2 separate regions of the Homo sapiens genome follow, and region 2 is linked to region 1. A link is an interaction called in ENCODE POLR2A ChIA-PET data of the cell type or tissue named here. Cell type or tissue: GM12878. All regions are shown on one strand. Each heading gives the region's core, and the rest is flanking DNA. Links, peaks and the distances in the headings are about the cores only.

The links. Peaks named below come from ENCODE experiments on the same cell type or tissue, not always from the same donor. Only the 100,000 strongest peaks of a DNase experiment are listed, where the experiment ranks them.
Region 2: POLR2A ChIA-PET joins it to region 1 with 5 read pairs; 8 of 35 experiments call an interaction of 5 or more read pairs at or near these places.

Annotation. Positions count from the first base shown.
Region 1 is chr13:28,119,290-28,124,670 of GRCh38, forward strand. No RefSeq gene overlaps it. Among named protein-coding and RNA genes, the nearest start is that of PAN3, 17 kb to the right of the region's middle. In GM12878, for the core only: no CTCF peak of the experiment used is centred there; a DNase peak (open chromatin) is centred at 3,203; H3K4me3 peaks cover 369 bases.
Region 2 is chr13:28,186,511-28,191,891 of GRCh38, forward strand. All of the region lies in intron 4 of PAN3 (poly(A) specific ribonuclease subunit PAN3), which reads left to right. Among named protein-coding and RNA genes, the nearest start is that of PAN3-AS1, 50 kb to the left of the region's middle. In GM12878, for the core only: no CTCF peak of the experiment used is centred there; no DNase peak of the experiment used is centred there.

The sequences.
Region 1 (5,381 bases), core at 114-5,113:
TTTTTTGTATTTTAGTAGAGACAGGGTTTCACCATGTTGGCCAGGATGGTCTCCATCTCCTGACCTCGTGATCCACCCGCCTTGGCCTCCCAAAGTGCTGGGTAGCCTACTTTCAAACCTTAATAAATGAATTGAGAAATGTATAAAACTTTGGTCAGTGCAGGAAATCATTAAATTTGATGAAAGGAGAAAAAGTTAAAATGCATTGAAAAGAAAGAGGAGCAATGAGAATTTACTACTAATCATATATAAAACTGTATTTTTATTCTACCATTAATATAAATGTTTTGGCCGGGCGTGGTGGCTCACGCCTGTAATCCAGCACTTTGGGAGGCTGAGGCAGGCGGATCACGAGATAAGGAGATGGAGACCATCCTGGCCAAGATGGTGAAACCCTGTTTCTATTAAAATACAAAAAATTAGCTAGGTGTGGTGGCGCACACCTATAGTCCCAGCTACTTGGGAGGCTGAGGGAGGGGAATCACTTGAACCCAGGAGGCGGAGGTTGCAGTGAGCTGAGATCGCACCACTGCACTCCAGCCTGGCAACAGAGCAAGACTCTGTCTCAAAAAAAAAACAAAGTTTCTTTGGGTTGACCTCCCAAGGTGCTGGGATTATAGGCGTGAGCCACCATGCCAGGGTCATATTTGTTTACTCATTCATTTAATAAATATTTGTGGAAATCTTTCTGTGCACCAAGTGCTGAGTTAAATAGAAACAGTCCTTGCTCTCATGGAGCCCATAGCTCAGGAGGACAGTCAAATATGAAACAAATAATCTATAATTACAAATTGTGATAAATGCTACAAGGGGGAAGTGCAGGGTGCTGGGAGAGACTATATAAGAGAGACCTAATTTAAATTGGATGATAAGGAAAAGGCTCTCTAAGGAGATTTAAACTGAGACCCGCATCAGGATGTGTTCAAGTCAGTCAGGCAAAGCATATATGGTCGGGGAGAAGGGGCTGCATTCCAGGCAGAGGAAATGGTATGTATAAGGACCTTGAAGTAGAAACGTTTCTTGTGTGGAGGAACTGAAATAAGGCCTGAGGGGACCTACTGATAGGAGATGAGCTGGAGAGATATACCATATCACATAGGGCTCTGAAGGTCATGCTAAGGAGTCTGGATTTATATTGAATTCAATGGGACATGAAGGTTGTAACTGGGGGTGGCAAGGGTGTGATCATCCAGTTTACCTTGTAAAATGCTGATTGACTGCTCTGTAGAGAATAGATTATACAAGATAAAGTAGGAGGCTGATGCAATAGTATAGTAGAGAGATGATGATTTAAACAAGGCTCTGGGCAGTGGAGGGGAAGAGAAGACAATGGATGGATGTTGAAGGCTGAAGGGAGTTAGGTGATCAGGATGACTCTCAGGTTTCTTTTCTTTTTCTTATTATTTATTTATTTTATTTTGAGACAGGGTCTCACTCTGTGGCCCAGGCTAGAGTGCAGTGGCGCAATCATGGCTCACTGCAGTCTCAACTTCCGAGGCTCAAGTGATTCTCCCACCTCTGCCTCCCAAGTAGCTGGGACTACAGGCTCATGCCACCATGCCTGGCTAATTTTTTGTATTTTATTGGAGACGGGGTTTCACTGTGTTGCCCAGGCTGCATTAAACTCCTGGGTTCAAGCGATCCACCTGCCTTGGCCTTCCAAAGTACTGGACTCTCAGGTGTCTGCTTTAAGACAAACTGGGTGTTCGGAAATGCCCTTTATTTTATTTATTTATTTCTTTTTTGAGACAGAGTCGCTCTGTCGCCCAGGCTGGAGTGCAGTGGCAGGATCTCGGCTCACTGCAAGCTCCGCCTCCCGGGTTCACGACATTCTCCTGCCTCACCCTCCAGAGTAGCTGGGACTACAGGCGCCCGCCATCACCACCTAGCTAATTTTTTGTATTTTTAGTAGAGACAGGTTTCACTGTGTTAGCCAGGATGGTCTCGATCTCCTGACCTCGTGATTTGCCCGCCTAGGCCTCCCAAAGTGCTGGGATTACAGGCGCGAGCCACTGCGACCCGCCGGAAATGCCCTTTATTAAGATGGGAATGACTGGCAGAGAAAAAAGCTTGGAGAAATAGTGCAATTTTGACAAGCTAAGGTTGAAAATTCAAACAATAATGTCAGGTAAGCATTTTGACATACAAGTCTGGAGTTCAGAAGAGATGTCTGAGGTAGGGATAGAAATTTGGGTGTCACCAGCCTATGGGTAGTATTTAAGCCATGAGACTGAAATCTGGGAAGAGGTGAGATCATCTAGGAAAATAGTTCAGAAGGAGGAGAGAAGAGCCCAGAAACACAATATCCAAGTGAAAGTGTATATTCTGCAAGAAACTAGGCTTCTGAGTGTTGGGCTGCAGCAGCCAGCAGGCTTCCCTTTTCATTGGGAAATGAAATTATTCTGTTCATTGATCCATCCTGTTTTGTATATCTATATCGACTTTCTAAGTGAGTCCTCATCTAAAGGTCCTAGAGCAGTTTTTTTTTTCCTTGCTATCAGAGCCAAAGGAAGGATCCAGGTTTTTGGGATACCTGAATCATACAATTTTGGGAAACTTATTAAGGAAAAAGAATACAAAATTCTAAGTATAAAATTAGGCGCAAAAGTAAATATTTATTTAGAATTGAATCACAACAAATTACAGATTTTCAAAAGCTGACAAATATCACAGATTTCACAAAATCAAGACAAATAACTTAATTTTTATTAAATTATTTTAATTAATGAATTATTCATTAACCACATGACACAACTTTTTTCTTTTTCTTTTTCTTTTTTCTTTTTTTTTTTTTTTTGAGACAGGGTCTCGCTCTGTCACCCAGGCTGGAGAACAGTGGTGCAGTCTTGGCTCACTGCAGCCTCTTGTTTCCTGGGCTCAAGCAATCCTCCCACCTCAGCCTCTGGAGTAGCTGGGACTACAGGTGTGAACCACCATGCCCGGCTAATTTTTGTATTTTTAGTGGAGATGGGGTTTCACCATATTAGCCAGGATGGTCTTGATCTCCAGACTTCGTGATCTGCCCTCCTCGGCCTCCCAAAGTGCTGGGATTACAGGCGTGAGCCACCGCGCCCGGCAACAGCAGTGTTAACTACCCACAACTAGATCTCTTTTTCATTCCCTCTTTGACAGAGAACTGTTATTTCACTCTCATCATAAACTCTTGTGAGTTAGTCCCGGGGAAATCTCAAAGTGATGATTTAAGGACTGCTCTGGAAACCCCAAAGGCTAGTATTTTAGTTTCAGTTTTGCAAGATGAAAAGAGTTGTGGAGATTGGTTGCACAACAAAGTGAATATACTTAACACTACTGAACTGTACACTTAAAAATGGTTAAGGCAGGCCGGGTATGGTGGCTCACACCTGTGATCCCAGCACTTTGGGAGGCTGAGGCAGGTGGATCATGAGGTCAGGAGATCAAGACCATCCTGGCCAGCATGCTGAAACCCCATCTCTACTAAAAATACACACACACACACACAAAATTAGCTAGGCGTGGTGGTGTGTGCCTGTATTCCAGGTACTTAGGAGGCTGAGGCAGGAGAATTGATTGAACCCGGGAGGCGGAGGTTGCAGTGGGCCAAGATAGTGCCACTGCATTCCAGCCTGGCAACAAAGAGATACTCTGTCTCAAAGAAAAAAAAAAAAAAAAAGGTTAAGGCAGGGGCTGGGTGGGGTGGCTTACGCCTGTAATCCCAGCACTTTGGGAGGCTGAGGCAGGTGGATCACCTGAGGTCAGGAGTTTGAGACCAGTTGGCCAACATGGTGAAACCCTGTCTCTACCAAAAATACAAAAATTAGCTGGGCGTGGTGACAGGCACCTGTAATCCCAGCTACTTGGGAGGCTGAGGCAGGAGAATTGCTTGAACCCAGGAGGTGGAGGTTGCAGTGAGCCGAGATTGTGCCACTGCACTCCAGCCTAGGCGACAAGAGTGAAGCTCCATCTCAAAAAAAAAATGGTTAGGCATTATAAAGATACATGCATGCGTATGTTCATTGCAACACTATTGACAATAGCAAAGATATGGAATCAACTTAATGCCCATGAATAATAGACTGAATAAAGAAAATGTGGTACATAGGCTGGGCGCAGTGGCTCATGCCTGTAATCCCAGCACTTTGGGAGGCCGAGGTGGGCAGATCATGAGGTCAGGAGACAGAGACCATCCTGGCTAACATGGTGAAACCCCATCTCTACTAAAAATACAAAAATTAGCCGGGCATGGTAGTGTGAGTGCCTATAATCCCAGCTACTTGGGAGGCTAAGGCACGAGAATCACTTGAACCCAGGAGGCAGAGGTTGCAGTGAGCCAAGATTGCGCCACTGCACTCCAGCCTGGGCAATAGAGTGAGAGTCCATATCAAAAGAAAGAAAGAAAGAAAGAAAGAAAATGTGGTACATATACACCATGAAATACCATGCAGCCATAAAAAGGAACGAGATCATGTCTTTTGCAGGGACATGGATGGACCTGGAAGCCGTTATCCTCAGCAAACTAACACAGGAACAGAAAACCAAACACCACATGTTCTCATTTATAAGTGGGAGCTGCCGGGCGCTGTGGCTCATGCCTGTAATCCCAGCACTTTGGGAGGCCGAAGCAGGTGGGATCACCTGAGGTTGGGAGTTCGAGACCACCGTGACCAACACGGAGAAACCCCGTCTCTACTAAAAATACAAAATTAGCCGGGTGTGGTGGCACATGCCTGTAATCCCAGCTGCTCGGTAGGCTGAGGCAGGAGAATTGCTTGAATCCAGGAGGCGGAGGTTGCGGTGAGCCGGAGATCATGCCATTTGCACTCCAGCCTGGGCAACAAGAGGGAAACTCCATCTCAAAAAAAAAAAAAAAAAAAAAGTGGGAGCTGAATGATGAGAACACATGGACACGAAGAAGGGAACAACACATGCTGGGGCCTGTGGGGTGGGGGCTGGGGGAGGGAAAGCATCAGGAAGAATAGCTAATGGATGCTGGGCTTAATATCCAGGTGATGGGTTGATCTGTGCAGCAAACCAGCAGGGCACATGTTTACCTATGTAACAAACCTGCACATCCTGCACATGTACCCCTGGAATAAAAGTTGAAAATATAAATAAATAATACAAAAAAAAAAAAAGAGGAGTGCTAAGGCCGGGCGCGGTGGCTCACGACTGTAATCCCAGCACTCTGGAAGGCAGAGACGGGCGGATCACGAGGTCAGGAGATAGAGAGCATCCTGGCTAACACGGTGAAACCCCGTCTCTACTAAAAATACAAAAAAAAAAAAAAAAAAAAAAAATTAGCCGGGCGTGATGGTGGGTGCCTGTAGTCCCACCTACTCGGGAGGCTGAGGAAGGAGAATGGCGTGAACCCGGGAGGCGGAGCTTGCAGTTAGCCGAGATCG
Region 2 (5,381 bases), core at 151-5,150, 67 kb after region 1:
ATTGTTATAGTCTCCTATTTATGATCTGCAATTTAAAAGTTTGTTTATCTAATTATGTACAAGACGACTTTTCATTATTTACCATCTTTGTTTAAATTCAATTATAATAAAACTCATTTCTGAAAAAGTGTACACATACAAGTTAAATAAAATGGAAACCTTTTGCTAAGAAGCCAGTAGACATTCTGGCAGCTACATAGTGACAGCTACATGGGAGACTGAGGTGGGAGGTTTGAGTTCAGGGGTTTGAAGCTGCAATGAGCTGTGATCGGGCCACTGTGTTCCAGCCTGGACAACAGAACAAGACTGTTAATATAATGAATGCATTTGGTAAGGGACTGAAATTGATAGAAAACTTTAATGATCATTACAATTGATAGATTATCATGGAAATAACTTTCTTGTTTAAAAAAATAAAACTGGCCTGGCATGGTGGCTCATGCCTGTACTATCACCACTTTGGGAAGATGAGGCAAGAGGATTGCTTGAGACTAGCCTGGGCAACATGGTAAGACCCGTCTTTAAAAAGAAAAAGCCCTCGTGAGATGACTCACACCTTTAATTCCAGCACTTTGGGAGGCTGAGGTGGGTGGATAACTCGAGTCCAGGAGTTTGAGACCAGCCTGGGCAACATGGCGAAACACTGTCTCTACAAAAAATACAAAAATGAGCTTGACTTGGTGGTGCACGCCTGTAGTCCCAGCTACTTGGGAGACTGAGGTGGGAGGATCACCTAAGCCCAGGAGGTTGAGGTTGCAGCGAGCCGTGTTTGCACCACTTCACTCCAGCCTGGGAAACAGAGCAAGAACCTGTCTCAAAAAAATACAACAATTTTTTTCACTCAAAATATTTTATTAACTTTGGCATGCTATTTTATTTCTTTATATCTGGTACGTATTGTGGTTCCAGTCTAAAGCACAAGGATATAAGAAGTTGCAGTTGGTGTTCCAGTTCTTTAGAAATTGAATGTGCCCTTGCATAGCAAGGTCTTCCAACTGATTTTATTTTTGGTAGCATAAAATCCCTTTGTAACACTGAGATTTTAAGAACATAAGTAAAGACTGCTTTGTAGACTTCCTTAAATTACTATGTAGATAATGTTTGTCCCCCTCAATGACCTGACTCATAGCAGAAGCTACAAATACGTGTATATGTGTTTATACATGTAAATTATGTTCTGCTGTGTTTGATATAATTTATTTTTCTCATTTTTTACGTATTTTTGTTTTTTGAGGGGCAGTGTCTTGCCCTGTTTCCCAGGCTGGTTCAAACTCCGACTTCAAGTGATCCTCCTGTCTCATCTACCCAACTTAGCTGGGACTACAGGCACATGCCACCATGCCCAGCTAATTTTTTAAATTCTTGTGGAGACTGGGTCTCACTCTGTTGCCCAGGCTGGTCTTGAACTCCTGGTCTCAAGTGATCCTCCTGTGTCAGCCTCCCAAAGTGCTGAGATTACAGGCATGAGCCACCTCACCTGGCCCAATGAATGATTTAAATGACACTTTAAAATGATCTATGTTTTATTAATCAGAACATCTTTACAAACTTGAAAAATAGTAGTATACAAATGTGAAATATCTCTTTTCAGACACTGCTTAAACGAGTATATGAATTTATTTTCTTTTACAGCATCAACTCAGCAGCCTATCTCCTGACACTCCTAAGGGTCTTAGGTACATCAATTGAGAAATCTCTGGCCTAGGATTTATTATATATTTATTTCAAAATAAGCCTGCATTTTTTTTGCAACCTCCTCTGACTCCTAATGAGCTTCTTTCTGTTCATTAAATATCCTGATACTTTAGCATATCTGCAATTATAAGAATTAAATATCAAATTATACCATTAATGATTAGTGGTTAATCACTTGAGGCCAGGTGTTTGAGACCAGCCTAGGCAATATAGCAAGACCTGGTCTCCACAAAAAATTTTAAACAGTTAATGGAGCATGGTGGTGTGCACGCATAGTGCCAGCTATGTGGGAGACTGAGGTGGGAGGATCGTTTGAGCTCAGGGGTTTGAAGCTGCAATTAGCTATAGTTGGGCCACTGCACTGCAGCCTGGGCAACAGAAGACTGTCTAGAAAAAAAAAGAAAAAGAAAAAAATTACATTGTTTCAGAGTGTAAATAGTGAAATGATTACACAGTGATTATGTTTTTGATGTTCAAAGGAGGTTTTTATAATTCACGGCATTGGAAACTTTTTGTCCTGAAGCAACAGTTTTCTCTAGTTTATTATTAATGAGTAGACCATGATATGTAATAACATGTGACTGATAATGTGAGGCATTTTGGAGATGGTGCTGTTTTGCAATTACCAAAAGAATTAAATGCTCTGAGAATTGGTCTGTTACTTAGTAGCTTTAACTACATTTTTTATACAAGTGCTGGTATTTATAGATTGTTCTTCTAGCTGCACTCTGAACTTTTTGGGAGAAGAGAATAGATCTTCTTGATCATTTTATTTTTAAGAATGATAGAGAAGTTTATACTGAAATGTTGAGTAAATCAAGGAATGAAAAAATATACATGTGTGTCCTAAAATTACCTTCTGTTCTTTCCTTTGACATAGTGAGTCTAGAGGCTTACCTCCCTTGTAATGAGAGTGGACTTCCCTTAGCCCTAAACCACTGGAACTGGCTTTTATGAAGTGGGGCAAAGGTTTTTGGAAAAGCTAGGGCTTTGAGGGCTACAAATAGTGATCTTAAAAGCTCTCAGTGTTAGCCAGGCGTGGTGGCTCACGCCTGTAATCCCAGCACTTTGGGAGGCCACGCCGGGTGGATCATGAAGTCAGGAGTTCAAGACCAGCCTGGCCAACATGGTGAAACCTCATCTCTACTCAAAATACAAAAATTAGCCAGATGTGGTGGTGGGTGCCTGTAATCCCAGCTACTTGGGTGGCTGAGCCAGGAGAATGGCTTGAACCCAGGAAGCAGAGGTTGCAGTGAGCCGAGATCATGCCACTGCACTCCAGCCTGGGGCAACAGAGTGAGACCCCGTCTCAAAACAAAAAAACAAAACAAAACAAAAAAACTCTCAGTGTTAAGATCAAGCTCCAAGGGGGCAAGGAGCTACAAGGACTTGCGATGCTGAATTTTTAAACCCCTACCCCTTTTCATTTTGAGGAGTGACTCCAATTTCTGTTTGTATCACTAGTTATTTCTTCTCCAGATCTCTCTGACGTTATTGAGAACTTTAGTACTCAAAGTGCGATCACCAGACCAGGAGCATCTGCAGTCTTGGGAGCGTCTTTAGAAACACAGATTCTTAGACCTCGCTCTAAGGCCTACCGAATCATAATCTTTTATTTTAGCAAGATCCCTGGAAGATTTCTGTGTTCACTATTGTTTGAGAAGTGCTACTCTAGAATATATTTTCAAACCTTTTCTTCTTGAAAACTTTTATTCAAGCCTTGAGCTTTTTTGTTTGTTTTGATATTTTACTTTTGAGACAGAGTCTTGCTCTTATCACCCAGGCTGGAGTCCAATGACACAATCTTGACTCACTGCAAACTCTGCCCCCCGGGTTCAAGTGATTCCCCTGCCTCAGCCTCCAGAGTAGCTGGGATTATAGGCGCGTACCACCACGCCTGGCTAATTTTTGTATTTTTTGGTAAAGATGAGGTTTCACCATGTTGGCCAGGCTGGTCTGGAACTCCTGACCTCAGGTGATCCGCCCGCGTCGGCCTCCCAAAGTGCTGGGATTACAGACGTGAGCCACCTCACCTGGCCAATTTGTTTGTTTTTTGAGATAGAGCCTCACTCTGTTGGCCAGGTTAGAGTGCAGTGGCACAGTCATAGCCCACTGCAGCTTTGAATTCCTGGGTTAAAGTGATCCTCTCACTTCAGCCTCCTGAATAGCTGGAATTATAGGCACACCACCACACCTGGCTTATTAAAAAAATTTTTTGGCGGGGGTGGGGGTAGAGATTGGGGGGTTCTCACTATGTTGCCCAGGTTGGTCCTTGAACTCCTGGCCTTAAGCAGTCCTCCTGCCTTGGCCTTCCAGAGTGCTAGGATTACAGGTGTGAGCTGCTGTGCCTGGCCTCTGCTGGATGTTTTACCACGGGAAAAGGGGTGTATTAGTCCATTTTGACACTGCTATAAAGAAATACCCGAGACTGGGTAATTTATAAAGGTAAGAGGTTTAATTGACTCACAGTTACACATGGCTGAGAGGCCTCAGGAAACTTAGAATCATGGTAAGTGATAAAACCATCAGATCTCGTGAGAATTCACTCACTATCACGAGAATAGCACGGGGGAAACCACTCCCATGATTCAGTCACTCCCTTAACACATGGGCATTATTAATATAATTTGAGATGAGATTTGGGTGGGGACACACAGCCAAACTATATCAAGGGGATTGGGAATTTTGTTATACAATGTTAACTTACACGTGTGGAGCACAAAAGCTGGTTATCAATAGGATGTGGCATTTTCAAATGCTTTTATTTCATAATAACCAGCAAGATGGGACTGGTCAGGCTATCAAGAATAGAGGATCAATAAGGGAATTTACCTTTTTTGGGGGACCACTGTGTTCATAAGGTTGGTCTAGGTAAGGATTTCTAGAAGCTCGGAAGGGAAGAGGAGTTGGTGCTTTTGTTTGCTCTGAAGGAGGGGCTTGGATCTTAAAGAACTGAAAAAACTTTAGTAAATAAATATTTCCCTTAAAATTGTGTTTGCCCTGTTTATTTTCTGATCTTCTCTTTAACCTCTTCCTTTCCCTTAGCACCTGCTTCCAGTTAATCACCAATAGTGGTTTTTAACCTACCAGATGTTGCCACAAGTAAGCTTTCACTAGTTCTCTATTTCTGTTATTATTGCCTCAAGTTCATATCCTTCTTTCTCGACTAGTGATTCGTAGCCAGGGCAGTTGTGTCTTTTTACCCCCAGAGAACATTTGGTAATATCTGGAGACATTTTTGGTTGTTACAACTGGGTACTTGGTGCTTAGTGGTATTTAGTGGGAGGATAGAGATGCTGCTAAACATCCTACAATGCACAAGACAGCCCCCCACAAGAAAGAATTATCCAAAGTCAGTAGTACTGAAGTTGAGAAACCCTAACCTAGACTACTGCCAGAGTCCACTAATTTGTCGACCTATTTCCACTTTTACTCCCTCTTCCCCAATTCTTCCTCCACACTGCCACAGACCTTCCTTTCTAAAATACAAATCTGATTTTGTCATTTATTCTTTACCATGGAATGATCCTCAGATTCCTTAGCTTAGGAAACAATATGTTTATATTTACTTATTTATTTTAATTTTTTTTTGAGAGATGAGACATGTCACTGCAGCCTTGACCTCCTGGGCTCAAGCGATGCTCCCACCTCAGGCTCCAGAGTAGGTGGGACTATAGGCATGGGCC